Linked DNA regions of Homo sapiens: region 1 is linked to region 2. Evidence: read pairs that join two places in POLR2A ChIA-PET (ENCODE). Cell type or tissue: GM12878. All regions are shown on one strand. Each heading gives the region's core, and the rest is flanking DNA. Links, peaks and the distances in the headings are about the cores only.

Region 1 (7,800 bases), core at 1,242-6,241, 310 kb before region 2:
GCAGTGGCACCATCTCAGCTCACTGCAGCCTCTACCTCCCGGGTTCAAGCGATTCTCATGCCTCAGCATGAGATGCATTTTTAGTAGAGATGGGGTTTCACCACAGGCCAGTCTTGCACTCCTGACCTCAAGTGATCTGCCTGCCTTGGCCTCCCAAAGTGCTGAAATTATAGGCATGAGCCACTGCACCTGGCTGAAAAATGTTATTTTCATTTTAGTTTAATTTGTTCTTCTTTATAGGTCATGAAAAAAAGAAGCAAAAGTTTGTCCAGTGTCCTACTTCAGTGACAGAAGTAAAATGGCCACTTTTCACTTGTTGGTTTCCCTACAGTGCACCATATGGTTGCTGTGCCAGCGGGCTTAGGGGAGGAGGGGAAACCATGAGCCTCCCATGGCCTCAGCTCCAGCACTTGCCTCTCAGGCCTGCAGGACTGCAGGTCCCCACCCTGCGTTCCTATCCCAGACCATCCCAAGTCTCCTGTCGTTTAAAAGAAAGGAATGTGTTCACTTTTAAGACTAGAACGTTAAGCCTGAAATATAATTGGCTGCCCTCGATAAAGCAGAATTTGGGCCAAACAGGCCCTATCCTGAGAGAATGCATGACTTTTAATAACTAAAAACCAGGTACAGTTGGTCGTGAATGATAACATACTAGGGTGTTTCCAAATAACTCAAAGACCTTTTGCTGTTGGGAGACTGGCTACCTTGACTATTTATTAGATCCAATTGCAAGTAGAAACTACTCTTTAAAAAAAAACAAAAAACAAAAACGCAGCTGTCTATAGTCCAAAACCATGGAAACCAGCTCTCTCTGCAAACAATGAGCCTGCTTCCCGCCAAGACAGCCAGAGCTTCTCAGTTCTCATGATTTTCTTCCAAATCCCAAACACCAAATGCCTTTAAAATGCACAAAAGAGCAAGGAGCCTACTGAATTGGCAGTTATTCCTGCTCCTTTTTAGTCAATGTCTGTGTAAAGAAAGGAAAGGCATAAAAAGATATGTGTTTTGCTTGGTTAGAGTTTCCAAAGACAAGATGGCCTCAGGACAAGTTAAGCCTCTGCTTAGAGAGCTGCTTGGAGCAACCCATGGAGCGCTTCTGCATTTTCATGGCCAATGTATGTTTTCTTTCTCAGCAAAGGCCTTGTTCCAGGGGAAACTGAAATGTATGAGGTCCAGAAGGAACCCCATAGAAACCACACTGCATCTCAACAGGGCCACAGTCAGCACATAGTTTCCAGGTTATAAACCTCCCTCCCACTTCACCCTTCAATCCCAGAGAGTCTGCAGTCTGCTTTACAAACACTCTTGCGACATATGACTAGAAGCCCATGTGAACTGGAATCTTAAATGCACACCAAAACGCAGATTATGCTATCAGGGTCATCCTGCAAGGCCCCCTGTTCCCCCAGAGGCCAACCCAAGCAAAACTGAGGCACAGCTGAGGCCCCATGCTGTAAGAGGCTTTCCACCTCCCACCTCAGCAGCCTGCCCACGTCCACAGGCCCAAAGCAGTGTCCTCAGGCCCAAGGCAGTGTCCTCATGGACTGGGACCCTCTGTTCACACAAGACGGCTAGCTGTTACTCAAGCTACATCAGCACAGCCCAGGATCGCTTATCTCTTCCTGAGAACCTCTCCACTGCCTTGGGGTCAAGTTGCCCCTCAGTGCTCCCTGTATCTGCATATTGCTCCTACTCCAGCTCCTTCACCAGGCTGTGAGCTCCATTCTGTTCACTGCTGCATCCCTGGTCCTTAGTTCAGTGCCTGCTACTCAGCAGAAGCTCAATAGACATTTCTTGAAAGTTGTTGGAGCATCAGTGTTGGAGAGATCCATGCTAACTATCCATTCATTAGAATGAATCTCTATTGGTAGAAGTTCAGTGAAAGAAATGTGAGTAAAAGAGATATTTGGAGCAGAGGGCAACTTCCAAAAATCCATCAGATAGGCTGCCACCTGTGTATCAGCCTGCCCTGTGCATCAGCTGTAACCTTTATTGTGTCTTGGAGTTCTTTGAGAATGTGATTAAATCTATACACCCTTTATTCAAAAATACACACACACACACACACACACACACACACACACACACATGCATTGTTGTCTGTAATTTCAAGAGTTTTAGAGGATCCCCTGAAGCACATTTCTGGGACCTCAGGCTAAGAACACCTGCGCCATCTTAAAATTTGATACTTTTCTCTGCTTCTATTTTAGTCTTCTACCTCCCTGAGGGCAGGAAGGAAATCTTAGTCAACTCTGTGTCTACCATCATTCCTTGCACATAGTGGGGATCCCTTGAAAAAAATGCACACAAACCGAGAAAGCAATGAACCAGTGACTCTTGAAATACAGTAATAGCACCGATCCTAAGCAATCCACCATTTGCTTCTGTACTTTCCCTCCACCTACCCACCCATGGAAGCATGTCTAAGACTTGCAGAGTCAGAAATAAGGAGTGCTTCTGACATCTATGCAGAGCAAACAACCAAGAGTGCCTGCCCCAGGATATTGTCCTCTGTGGTGAGGGAGACGGTTGCAGGACTGTCCCCAGAGGATGCTTTCTAAACCTATGGGGGCAAGTTTTGGTTGTCACAATAATCAGGGGGCCACCGTCAATGTTTATTGGGTGAGACACCAGACATGTTGCAATGTCTAGGCTAATTCTGCATTGCAAAGAATTGTCCAAAGTCTCACATGACTCCCAATTGTACCATCAGATATTCATGTAGGTGAAAACATATTTATAGATCTGTGATTCTGGATCCTAACTCTGTGTTACAAAGTAATTTTTGTACAGTTCTTAAGGTACACTGAATTTTCCAAAAATGCAGCTACCACATAAGTCCATGTGAGATTGTAGATTGTTTGGTTGGAACTTTACCAAGAGCTGTTCACCTTTTGAAAAATCTCAATGCTAATGTCTACACCTCTGTTGGGATTTGAGCCAGCGGCGAAGCACACCTGTATCATGCTACATGTGAGAACCATTATATTCAGTGATTCTACATAGGTATGCAAGCTCTGACTACTTTATCATGTCATCTGTTGTAGTTGTACCCAAGCATTTACATATTTAAATGTATATTCCTCTTTAAAATTATTTTTTAACATTTCTCATTTATATTCCAGTAAGAATATTCTATTGAATTTCAAAATTATGTTTAGAAGTTTTGTTACCTAGATGTTTAATTTCAAGAGATTAAAAGAAATGTTACAAAAAGTTTCCTATAAAAAGGAAATTAAGTCTGACAGTGAACTACAGCAACACCATTTATATGGTGAATCATTAAGGATGCTTTTAGATGCAAGTAACATCATGCTAAATGTGGTTTGAAAAATAAAGATGTTAGTTTTCTCATAAAACAAGAAGCCCAGAGGTAGGTATTTTCAGTGTTGGCTTAGTGGCTTAATGAGGTGGAAAAGAACCCAGGTGACTGTCATCTTTCTGCTCGGCTACCTTCAGTGAGTTGTCATTTATCCTCAGGATTGTCCCTTCGAGGTTGCAAGAGAACTGCTGCAGCTCAGTCTCTATCCAAAAGGAAGAGGCACTAATTTTCCCTTGCATAGATCTTTTAACTAAAGAAGAAGGTTTTTTCCAGAAGCTCCAGGGAAGACTTTCATTCTGGTTTAATTCACCGGGATTTAACTAGATGCTGATGGCAATAAGGGGAGCTGGGAAAGCTAGTGTTTTCAGTATTAAATACAGGTGGCTCTGCTGGTGAGGCTCTGGACAGGGGACTCAGGGGGCACAGGTGCAAATGGCTGTTGGTTGCAAACATAACTGCTTGCTATGATTACTCAGAACAAAAAACACCTAACAAATGGTAGGTTTTAGAATGATATATCTATATGTTTATACTTCAACCAAAAGTATGGAAAAAAGTCATCAGTGAGACTATGTTTAATGGTATTGATTCTCCATACCCTTTTTCTTCCTAGTTGCCACAATTTATTGGTTTTTGTTTGTTTTTTGTTTTTGTTTTGTTTTTCTTTTTTTGAGACAAGGTCTTGTTCTGTTGCCCAGGCTGGAGTTCAGTGGCACGATCACAACTTACTGCAGCCTCAACCTTCTGAGCTCAAGCCATCCGCCTACCTCCAACTCCCAAGTAGCTAGGACTACAGCTGTGCCACCATGCATAGCTAATTTTTTCTTTTTCTGTAGAGACAAGGGTCTCTCTATGTTGCCCAGGCTGGTCTTGAACTCTTGGACTCAAGTGATCCTCCCACCTCGGCCTCCAAAGATGTTGGGATTACAAGCATGAGCCACCATGCCCAGCTCTAGTTGCCATAATTTGATTTTAAATCAAAATGGCATGTTCTATGTTCAAAAATGATTCAACTGTGCCACCTACCTCATGGCTTTGGTGTGGGTGACAAGTGAGAATATATGCAATTACACCTCTAAGATATTCTTGATCTGATAGCATTATCCCCAGAGAATGCATATGAAGCGTAGCTCTAAGTTTATTTATTTATTTTTCACAGAATACAAATCAAAGTTTATTGTACAAAATTAAGGCCTTCGTATTTCATAATTCACCAAGGCTAAAGAAATACTAGATAATTTAAGTCCTTCACAAAAATTTCACTTTCACTTCCCCTAATCTCTATTACAATGACCCAACCAAATGTTAGCAAAACAAACACTATAAATAACACCAAGTCCTTTAAAGATGACTCTCCCAAATTTTATTTCTTGGCATAGGTGATCTTCATAGCATGGGATGTTGTGATCTTAAATCCCTGTAAAGCATCCCTGGCAGCTCCAGCCTTCCCATCATTTTCAAATTCAACAAAAGCAATGTCATGCCTCCCTGGTACTAGACATACTTCCTTGAAGCCAGGGAACTGATTAAACAGCATGGATAACATCATCTCATTAGTCTCTTCTGGTAAGTTATTAAGGAATAAAATATAGTTTGGAGGGTAATCGAGGACCTGAGGATTTGGTGTTGAATTTCCTTGGGTACTAGCTGAATTTGGAGTTCCCTAGCCAGGCCTTTTGTTTGTGGTTGTTGCAGTCTGTTCCACAGTTTTGGCTTTTTTCTTTTCTTTGTCAGCAAAAGTGCCACACATTTCAGATATTATATCCAAATCTGTTTTTGCATATGTATTCGCATTGGTTTACCATAAAATGGAAATCCTTGTGACTGTCTCTAAGCATTTGTGGATGAGCCCAGTTCCTTAAATATGACAAAGCCCTGCCCCTCATCTTCATGGTCTTTAAAGCCACAAAGTCCACCACATGACCAAACTGAGAAAACAGGGCATATAGGCATCTCTTCAATTCTTCCTTTTTAATTTTGTCATTCATATTGTTGATATAAATTGTATGATTTGGTCTGATATCCATGTTTGCGTTAAATTCTTCAGAAAGAGACAGTAAATAATCTAAGGCCTATGCCATCTCCCGTAAGAAACAAAAACTACTCTAAGTTTATTTTAAGCTAGGTTTCACAGCCTAAACGAAAATTAAAATGGAAAAAAAAATGTGTGAGACTGAAATTTTGCGATCTAACTTTCAAATTCACACAGAGATCTGATAGGCTAGACTACTAGAATATTGAGAATGCAACCTTTAAAAAAATGGAAATAGCAAAAAGGAGAATCTTCTGTCCTGTTTTAATCCCCACTGGCCGTGCCCTGTCGAGATCTAGAACACAATTAGGCACCAGAACCAGGAGCCAACAAAGGGTGATGCTGTTCTCTCCAGCTGCCACATGCTGAGCATCTCCATGCTCTTTGGTGCTGCTCAGTGGAGCCAGAGCTAACCCCAGGGACCAGATGTCTGGGTTTGCCCAGGAAGGTCTCACTTCACTCATACTACTGATATGCACAAGAGGCAAGGAAATACCGGGTAGTAGAGGGTGGTTCCCCAGCAAAGGCCCCACCCTCAAGCCTGGTCACCCAAGGCCTTAAATGGGAATAGGCATTCCTGTTTTTGTCCCCAACTGTTGCCTTTTCCAAGACCACCCTGGCCCACCACACCCCCCATCCTGTACCCATAAAAATCTGCTCCACGAGCAGAAGCATGGCAGAGCAGCAGAGCAGCAGAGCGGCATGGCAGAGAATGAGAGAAGAGAGGAAGCACCTGAGAGGAGTTTGGCTGGGGGCAGTCGGAGAGGAGATCAGCTTCAGGATGGCTGAACTCCAGGGGAAGATCATCTTCCCACTCCATCCCCTCTCCAGCTTCCCATCCCACTGAGAGCCACCTCCATCACCCAGTAAAATCCCCGCATTCACCATCTTTCAAGTACATGTAACCTGATTCTTCCTGGATGCAAGGCAAGAATTTGGGATGCACTGGGTGCAGAATCCCAAAAAGGCTGTCACCCTGACTCTTCACTGAGCTGTTTAACACTTAAGCCATCCCTGGACAGCAGGGCTGAAAGAGCACTGTAATACTCGTAGACACTGCCATGGGGCCAGAGCCCAAAAGTGCTCACCCTGGCTCCGGCACCTGCTCACCGGCATGCTCCCCTCCTGTAAGTGGTTTGAGCATGTGGTGGCAGAGCAAACAAGCCACACCCCTGTTGAAAGTCCCACAAAGGGGTCCAGGGAGTCTCCCATTTCATTACTCCTACCCTAATTAAAACTGTGCTGGTTTGGGGATAGTTACCCCATGAATCAATTTGGAAATTCTAGACCATAAAATTTCGACTCACACCCAATCCCTCAGCTGAAGAAAGAAAAGCTAAAAGAAGGGGAAAGCTGTAGGGTTGGGGAGTTGGAGCAGAAGAGGGTTAAGCAGGAAGAAAAAAAAAGAGTAGGCCATTAAGAAAATAAAAACTCAGGCCCTACATTAGGAAGAACAAAAATTCAGAATGCCATTCCTCCAGGTATTCTCCTTCTTGGCTGGGAGGGCTGGTGGGGAAGGAAAATTTCACAACAGCCCAATGAATGGATGGCTTGTTTCCCTCCAAGGAGGCTTACAGCTGGACACCAGTAGTCCGAATAGCAGTCCTGTTTCTCAGGCAGGCTTCCAAGGCCGCCAAGTGTTACAAGCCCTTCATAGAGCAGTGGATTTTAAAGGTGAATTGAAACTATTTTAAGATCCCTCTTGGGTAGCAGATGGACAGAATGACGGATTGTTACTATGGTGTAGTTGTTTTCATTCCTGGCCCAACTGCCACACTAAGCACATAGCACTGTGGGCTCCACAAGGGACAGGCATGGTTTGCTCTCTCTGCAAGCACGATGTGTTCTGTAAAACATGCAAGGAAAGAAGAGTGGGAACCAGATTACAAGTTCTTCTAAACAAAATAGAAAAACATTTACTAGGCCATAATAGGACTAAGCAAGCTAATGCAGAATTTCACTTTGATATTATCTTTGAGAGCCAGTTGGGGGAAGCGGGGTGACATGTATGTGAAATTGTACTTTCAGGAGTTTTATTCAATAAGCCAAAAACTAAGAAGTCTTTTGATTGGATCAGTGTTACCCAATTTTGGGGCCAAAATAATAATAATAAACTTTGGTATAGCTCAGTGGTTAAGAGTTCCAGTTCTAGGCCAGGAGCGGTGGCTCATGCCTGTAATCCCAGCACTTTGGGAGGCCGAGGCGGGAGGATCACAAGGTCAGGAGATTGAGACCATCCTGGCTAACACGGTGAAACCCCATCTCTACTAAAAATACAAAAAAATTAGCTGGGTGTGGTGGCGGATGCCTGTAGTCCCAGCTACTTGGGAGGCTGAGGCTGGAGAATGGCGTGAACCCGGGAGGCAGAGCTTGCAGTGAGCCGAGATTGCACCACTGCACTCCAGCCTGGGTGACAGAGCTAGACTCCATCTCAAAAAAAAAAAAA
Region 2 (7,800 bases), core at 1,013-6,012:
AACTAAGATAATGTGGCTACATGAAACAGATTTTCCATGTAGATGAAACAGCCTTCGAGTGGAAGAAGGTGTCGAGATGCCCTCCAGGACTTTCATAGATAGAGAAGAGAGATCAGTGCCTGGCTTCAAAGGACAGGCTGACTCTTGTTAGGGGCTAATGCAGCTGGTGACTTGAAGTTGAAGCCAATGCACATTGACCATTCCAAAAATCCTAGGGCTCTTAAGAGTTATGCTAAATATACGCTGTCTGTGCTCTAGAAATGGAACAACAGAGCCTGGATGGCAGCACATCTGTTTATAGCTTGGTTTACTGAATATTTTAAGCTGACTGTTGAGACTTACTGCTCAGAAAAAAAAAAAAAAAAAAAAAAGATTTCTTTCAAAATATTACTGTTCATTGACAATGCACTTGGTCACCCAAGAGCTCTGAGGGAGTTGTATAAGGAGATTTCTGTTTTCATGCCTGCTAATATATCCATTTTGCAGCCTGTGGATGAAGGAATAATTTAGACTTTGAAGTCTTTATCACTTAAGAAATACATTTCATAAGGCTATAGCTGCCATTGATAGTGATTCCTCTAATGGATCTGGGTAGAGTAAACTGAAAACCTGGGAAGAATTCACCATTTTAGATGACATTAAGAACATTCATGATTCATGGGAGGAGGTCAAAATATCAACACTAATAGGAGTTTGAAAGCAGTTGATTTCAACCCTCGTGGATGACTTTGAGGGGTTCAAGACTTCAGTGGAGGAAGTCACCGCAGGTGTGGAAATAGCAAGAGAACTAGAATTAACAGTGGAGCATGAAGATGGGACTGAATTGCACTCTCATGATCAAAGTTGAACAAATAAAGAGTTGCTGTTTATGGACGAGAAAAAGTGGTATCTTGAGATGGAATCTCCTCCTGACGAAGATGCTGTGAACGCTATTGAAATGACAACAAAGGATTTAGGATATTACATAAACTTAGTTGATAAGCAGCCACAGGGTTTGAGAGGATTGACTCCACGTTACTGTGGGTAAAATGCTACCAAACAGCATCACATTCTACAGAGAAATCTTTCATGAAAGAAAGAGTCAGTCGATGCAGCCAGCTTCATTGTTGTCTTATTTTAAGAAATTGCCCCAGTCACCCCATCCTTCAGCAGCCACCACCCTGATCGGTCAGCAGCCATCACCCTGATCAATCAGCGGCCATCAAGACCCTCCACCAGCAAGAAGATTATGACTTGCTGAAGGCTCAGATGATTGTTAACATTTCTTAGCAATAAAGTATTTTTAATTAAGGAATGTACATTTTGTTTTTAGACATAATGCTATTGCACACTTAATAGGCTGCAGAATAGTGTAAACAATTTTATGTGCACTGGGAAACCAAAAAATTCATGTGACTGACTGTATTGTGATACCCACCTTATTATGGTGGTCTGGAACCAAACCTGCAATATCTCCAAGGTATGACTGTCAGGACAGGTGTGTCTTTGTGTCCCCATAGCAAATAACTTCATACATGGCAAAAGGTCAGTAGTTGATGATGATTCTTTTTTTATTTAAGATAGGGTATCACTGTTTTGCCCATCCTGGACTTCTAGGCTCAAGCTATTCTCCCACCTCAGCCTCCCAAGTAGCTGGGACTACAAACGTGCCCCACCGCACCCAGACTTGATGATAACGACTCTTAACATGAAGGCCAAGTTAATTTCTAACATTTATTCAAGTTAACCAGTGGGTACAGCCATTTTGAATGTAGTATGTATTTTCCCCTAGAACTAGTATTAGAAGCAGTAGGTTCCCAGGCCAGCCCACTAATTAGCTGGAACGCTTTGCATTTGGAAAACTGAAATAAGGCACAATCATACTATTGGGATAGATAAATGTAACAATGAAACCCAAAAATAATGTTTCTGGTATCTTCTGTGTGGTGCCAGAGGGGGATGAAGAAGTAGAGATCTTTGTGGATATTCTGGAAAATTCAGAAATTGGCATTTCAACCTGAGGCCTCTGTTACATCTAACTTTACTTCAAATTTTAAAGTTTGCTTTTTCATGGACCAAAGTGTTTGAGTGGCTTCTTCTTAGACATAATGAATGTCCTTTTTTGTTTTTCTTCAAAATTGAAGCAGAGGGACATGGGAGAATATTTTTCTGGAGAACACTGGTCAAGAGAAGAGGAAAGAAAGAAGAAAATTAAATGCAAAGTATGTAAAAATCCTGTCTTATTCTTTCCCAAGAAAGGTGAAGAGACAGGCTTCTGACTAAACGATGAGCAGCAGAGAGCAGGGACTCTCACTGGTTAAACTCCACTGGGTCTGATAGCCAACACATTGCCTGAGAGTGAGTGACATGAAACAAGCCCACATTTTATTAATCTGAATTGAAGTCTTAACTACTACCTTTTGGTTTTTAACACAAGTCTTTCACGTGCCCTTTTGCTGAACTGCCAAATTCTTTTTGTAATAAAACAGCATACACATCTTAGAACACCAATTTGCTAACCCAGACAACCAAGCTCTGCTAAGGTAATGAATGAGAAGCAATATATGCAGTTTCCATTCCAGTGAATGATAATAGGTGATTTTTGTTATGAAGTATCTCAAAGCATGATTATATTCAATATCGAATGACAAAAACACACAGCAAAGATTTTTAAACTTCCACCTGTATTGCTCTCTTTATTAACCATAATCTCTTTCTTTTCTACTGTTTATTATGTTTTGTTTTGTTTTTGTTTTGAGACAGAGTCTAGCTCAGCCACCCAGACTGGAGTGCAGTGGCGCGATCTCGGCCCACTGCAACCACTGTCTTCTGGGTTCAAGCGATTCTCCTGTCTCAGCCTCTTGAGTAGCTAGGATTACAGGCACCTGCCATCATGCCCAGCTAATTTTTGTATTTTAGTAGAGACGGGGTTTCACCATGTTGGCCAGACTGATCTTGAACACGTGACCTTAAGTGATCCGCCCACCTCGGCCTCCCAAAGTGCTGGGATTACAGGCATGAGCCACTGCGCCTGGCCTCTGTTTATTATTAATATGCTAACAGTTAACAGGTAACTACTGGCTTCACATTACAAGAAACAAGGGGCTCCCAAATTTGGAAACGAGTAAAGAATAAGTAGTACTCACTGAAAACCTTAGGCCAACTGTCATTTTGTCCTTTTGATTCCAGTTTGTGCTAAGGTAGCAATAGTAATTTCTCAGTTCTCAATCTGCACAATCATCTTTATATTTCAAAAATTTCACATTTTGAATTTGCTACTTCCTCCTTTTGCTAGTCTTCCTAATCTTAGCCACATTCTCTCATTTTCTTCACTGCTTTATACCCTGCTTCCAGCTTAGGTCTGGCACATAGTAGGTGGGCAACAAATTTTGTTACGTTATGAATTTGATGACAGGGTCTAGCTTAATTTTTCTATGATTTTCCCCAAATGCTTTTCAGTATCACATTCCTGCCATAGGTCAGGCAGTGTGTTTGATGACACGAGAGACAGTCACCACCTTAGAGCTTATAAAGGAGAAATAAGCATGCAAGTACAGTCAATCATTATCTGTGGATTCGTTTGTGAATTTCCCTATTCACTAAAAATGGTCATGGCACTTTCATAGTCCTTTGCAGATATGGGTAGAACAGTGACAAACTTGAGTCACCCAATGGTCATATTCCCATCTCAGGTCAAGCTACACAATGGTCTGCCTCTTGTGTCAGCTCCTGTACTGTGAACCAAGTGTCCTTTCTGCAGTCTATTTAGGGATATGTTTTTTGCATTTGTATTGGTGATTTTGCCATTTAAAATGCCCTCAACATTGTGCGGAAATGCTGTCGAGTGTTCTAAGCCCAAGAATGCCAGGATGGGCCTTAGCGAGAAAATACATGTGTCAGAGAGCTTTGTTCATGCGCGAGCTGTAGCCCTGTTGGTTATGAGTTCAGTGTTCATGAATAAAGTGTCTTGAAACAGAAACACGTAAAACTAGGCCATGTATTGATGGGCTGGTGAAAATATCGTGGGCAGAAGCTCGTGGGAACCTAACCCTGCGTTTCCTCTAGGAGCAAGTCGCTGTTCACTCTTTGCTAAATCAGTGTTTGTGGAGACTTTATAGAACGTAACTACCACTTATTAATAATGAGATTAACTGTGGACAGGTGCTGTACAAAAAGCTACAAAGTTCAGTGAAGAGAGACAATTTCTTGTGGTTGAGTCAGGGACAATTAATGAAAAGGAGGCTTTTGAGATGAGACTGAAATGGTGGGTGAGACTCTGACAGAGGGGGAAACATTCCAGACACAGGAAACAGTGTGAGCCATGGTGGAGTTTAGAAACTCTAGGGGTGATATAGGGATCTGCAGGTAACCTTGTTTGGCTAAAAGCTGGAGAAGATAAGATGGAAAACATACATTCTGTGGAGGACAAGTAAGAGTGTACTTAAAGAAATGGGCAAAAATTAGCCATGAAAAGTTTGGGGATAATCTCCCCAAGAGGAATGAAGAAATAAGTCCATATAAAGACTTAAATGTTGAGAGAAGCTTTATTCATAGTGGCCAAAACCTGGAAACCACCCAAATGTTCATCAATAGTGGATGGAGAAACAGGTGCTTGTGTGTCTACAGACTGGAATGCTACTCAGCAGTAAAAAGGAACAAATACCAGCCTGGGCCATATAGTGGGACCTCATCTCTACAAAAAAAAAAAAAGAAAGAAAAAAAAATTAGCCAGGCATAGTGTACCTGTACACCTGTAGTCCCAGCTATTCAGGAGGTTTAGGCACGAGGATTGCTTAAGAACAGGGAGGTCAAGGCTGCAGTGAGCTGAGATTGCACCTTTGCACTCCAGCCTGGGTGACAGAGTGAGACCCTGTCTCAAAAAAATTAATAAAAATAATGTTTTTAAAAATATTTAGGAGAAGAAACATTTACTGTGTTTACATCCATGAGAAAGACAAACGAGAGGAAAAGCAGAACACAAAACAAGCTACCCACGAGGTACTCCCTTAGTAATGATCAGATGTGAAACAGAACCTCGTCATATCTAAAGCCAAAGCTACGAGATGCCCTCCTGTGTGATAGTTTCCATTACCCATACTGTTGCTAACTTCGGTTTTATTTAAAACTCACTTTATACTAGTAATATATATGCCAATTCCTCTATAATATATCACCACATAGCTGCATGGTTTTCTTCTCCAACCATAACACTACTGAATTAATGCTGAGAAAGATAACTGCTTGTGGTCACCCTGTGTTAGGAGCATTGTGTTGTCATCATTTTCTTTCAGGGGGCTCAGTGTGACCCACTGACAGTGTCCAAGTGAATGTTGCCGTATGTACACCAAGATCCGTGCCATCCTGGTACTTTGGTCTTCCGGTCCTTGCTGAGGATCACTGTTTTGAGGTAGGAAAGAGCTGCCTTGTCCTAATGGTGCCCACACTCCCATGCAACCACCATTTGATGGTCGATAAAGGGACACCAGCGTCAGGGATGGAAGTCCTGCAGGCATGGCCTCTGGCCTCCTCACAGCTTGGATTAAAGAGATGTTCTCCAGGGAGCTGCCCACCTCTAGTTCTATTTTCAAGTATCTTTTCCATTAAAATATTCACTCATCCCTCGGAATCCACAGAGGTTTTATTCCAGGACCTCCATGGATACCAAACCCTCGGATGCTCAAGTTCCTGATATAAAATGGTGGTGTATTTGCATATAACCTATGCCCATCCTCCCCTGCACTTTAAATCAGCTCTAGACTACCTAGAATACCCAATACAATGGAAATGCTCTGTAAATAGTTGTTATGCTGTATTGGCCTTTATTTGTTTTGTTTTGTTTTGTTTTGTGAGATGGGGTCTTGCTCTGTCACCCGGGCTGCAGTGCAGTAGCATGATCATGGCTCCCTGCAGCTTCGATTTCCCCAGCTCAAGTGATCCTCCCACCTCAGCCTCCCAAGTAGCTGGGACCACAGGTGCATGCTACCACGCCGGCTAATTTTTTTCATTTTTTGCAGTGGTGCAGTCTCCCTGTGCTGCCCTGGCTGGTCTCGAACTCCTGGCCTCAAGCAATCCTCCCACCTCAGCCTCCCGCAAAGTGCTGGAATTACAGGCATGAGTCACCACACCTGGCTTTTTTTCTGTTATTGTATTTTTTTCCTAATATGTTTGTCTTCCTAATATGTTTGATCCACATATGCAGAATCCGCAGATCCAGAGGGCTGACTGACTGTATGTCCAGTGATTCTCTTTTATATAAAACTAACTCTGGTCACATTCACTATGTAGCATCTTATGCTGCCTAACAAATCCCAGACAACTATCAGACACCTCTGCTTTCCACAGTTAAGCCTTGATTTAGAAATCTTATTTTTATTTGCTTCACTCAGAGTGCTGTCCCATGTGCCAAGCATGGCCTGGGTTCTGGGGATACCGCAGTGAACAAGACACAAAGACCCCTGTGTTCACCTACCGTCCTGGCTCCCCTGGGCCTGGACTAGCTGTGAGGCCCTCTGTGCACTGAAGACCCTGCTCCATGTGCTACCATGTGCTTTGAGAGTGGTCTTGCTTTATTTTCGTTGTAGATTCCCTCTTTAGTAGCATGTGCTCAAATCCAGAAGAATAAATAAAATTCTGAAATGAGAGGGAGGCAGGTGTGTTGGCTTATGCCTATAACCGCAACACTGAGAGGCCAAGGAGGGAGGATCGCTTGAGGCCAGGAGTTTGAGACCAGCGTGGGCAGCACCCCATCTGTACCAAAAAAAAAAAAAAATTTAATCAGCCAGGTGTGGTGACGCACCTGTCATCCCAGCTGCTCAGGAGGCTGAACGTGGGACGATCCCTTGAGCCTGGGAGTTTGAGGCTGCAGTGAGCCATGATCATGCCACTGCACTCCAGCCTGAGTGATAGACTGAGACCCTGTCTCAATAACAAACAAAAAATAAATGCAAGGGAACGTTACTTAAAAACTATACACCTAAAACCGTAATGCTTTCCTGGCTTCTGCTTTTTGTGATATGATAAAGACACTCATTAGTCAAGGGATGTTGCTAAATGCTAAAAAAAAAAAAATCAGCTTTTCAGGCCCTCGGTACTGATTTTGTCTGTGATGTTGCCGCTGTTGTTGAGGTGGGGTGGAAAGGGAAATGGGAAGTAACAGCTTTGGGCCACGACTCCCCGAAGGCCAGTGGCTTCTGCTCCAGATACTGCACTAGCAGCGTCTCGCAATTTTGGTACCTCAGCCGCATCTGATGATTTCTTTTTTCTTTTTTTTAGGTTGGATAGATTCCTAAATCTGATCATCTGATCTCTCTCTCTCTCTCTCTCTCTCTCTCTCTCTCTCTCTCTCTCTCTCTCTCCCATCTTTAACAGGGAAGGGAGAGTGGAGGGCATCTCAAAAAGATCATTCCTCTCCACGTTAACTGCTGTGTTGGGAGGGAAGCCGTGCATCTGGTTTCTTTATTTGGGCTCCACTTTCTTGCTTTCTAAGCACATCACGAGGCTGTCCTTCGGTCAGCTGATCACTGTGGCATGGCCCTTAACTGCTGAATAAACAGAATGGAAGTCAAGCAAAAGAAAAGCACAAATACAGACAGAGGCATAATTACAAGGGAACATTTTCAGTTGAAAACATTGCTCACCGGGAAAAACTTTACAGAGAAAAGTTTAAGCTATTTTCAGCATTCCCTTCAGAAATATTTTCTTACAGGGCTGCTACTTCCATAGTTCAGAAGAAACTATTAGAGCAGAGGATTAAGGTTTCAATTAATTCCAAAAGACAGCACAAGCGAGGTCCAGCCAACTTCAAAGCGCCTGATTATTGAT

What was found. ChIA-PET counts read pairs that join two places held together with the same protein. Peaks named below come from ENCODE experiments on the same cell type or tissue, not always from the same donor. Only the 100,000 strongest peaks of a DNase experiment are listed, where the experiment ranks them.
Region 1: POLR2A ChIA-PET joins it to region 2 with 6 read pairs; 2 of 35 experiments call an interaction of 5 or more read pairs at or near these places.

What each region holds. Positions count from the first base shown.
Region 1 is chr6:149,107,324-149,115,123 of GRCh38, forward strand. It overlaps the pseudogene LOC729200. Among named protein-coding and RNA genes, the nearest start is that of UST-AS2, 79 kb to the left of the region's middle. RefSeq lists an enhancer at 5,856-5,965. In GM12878, for the core only: no CTCF peak of the experiment used is centred there; no DNase peak of the experiment used is centred there; H3K27ac peaks cover 2,611 bases.
Region 2 is chr6:149,416,303-149,424,102 of GRCh38, forward strand. No RefSeq gene overlaps it. Among named protein-coding and RNA genes, the nearest start is that of SUMO4, 20 kb to the left of the region's middle. In GM12878, for the core only: no CTCF peak of the experiment used is centred there; a DNase peak (open chromatin) is centred at 3,638.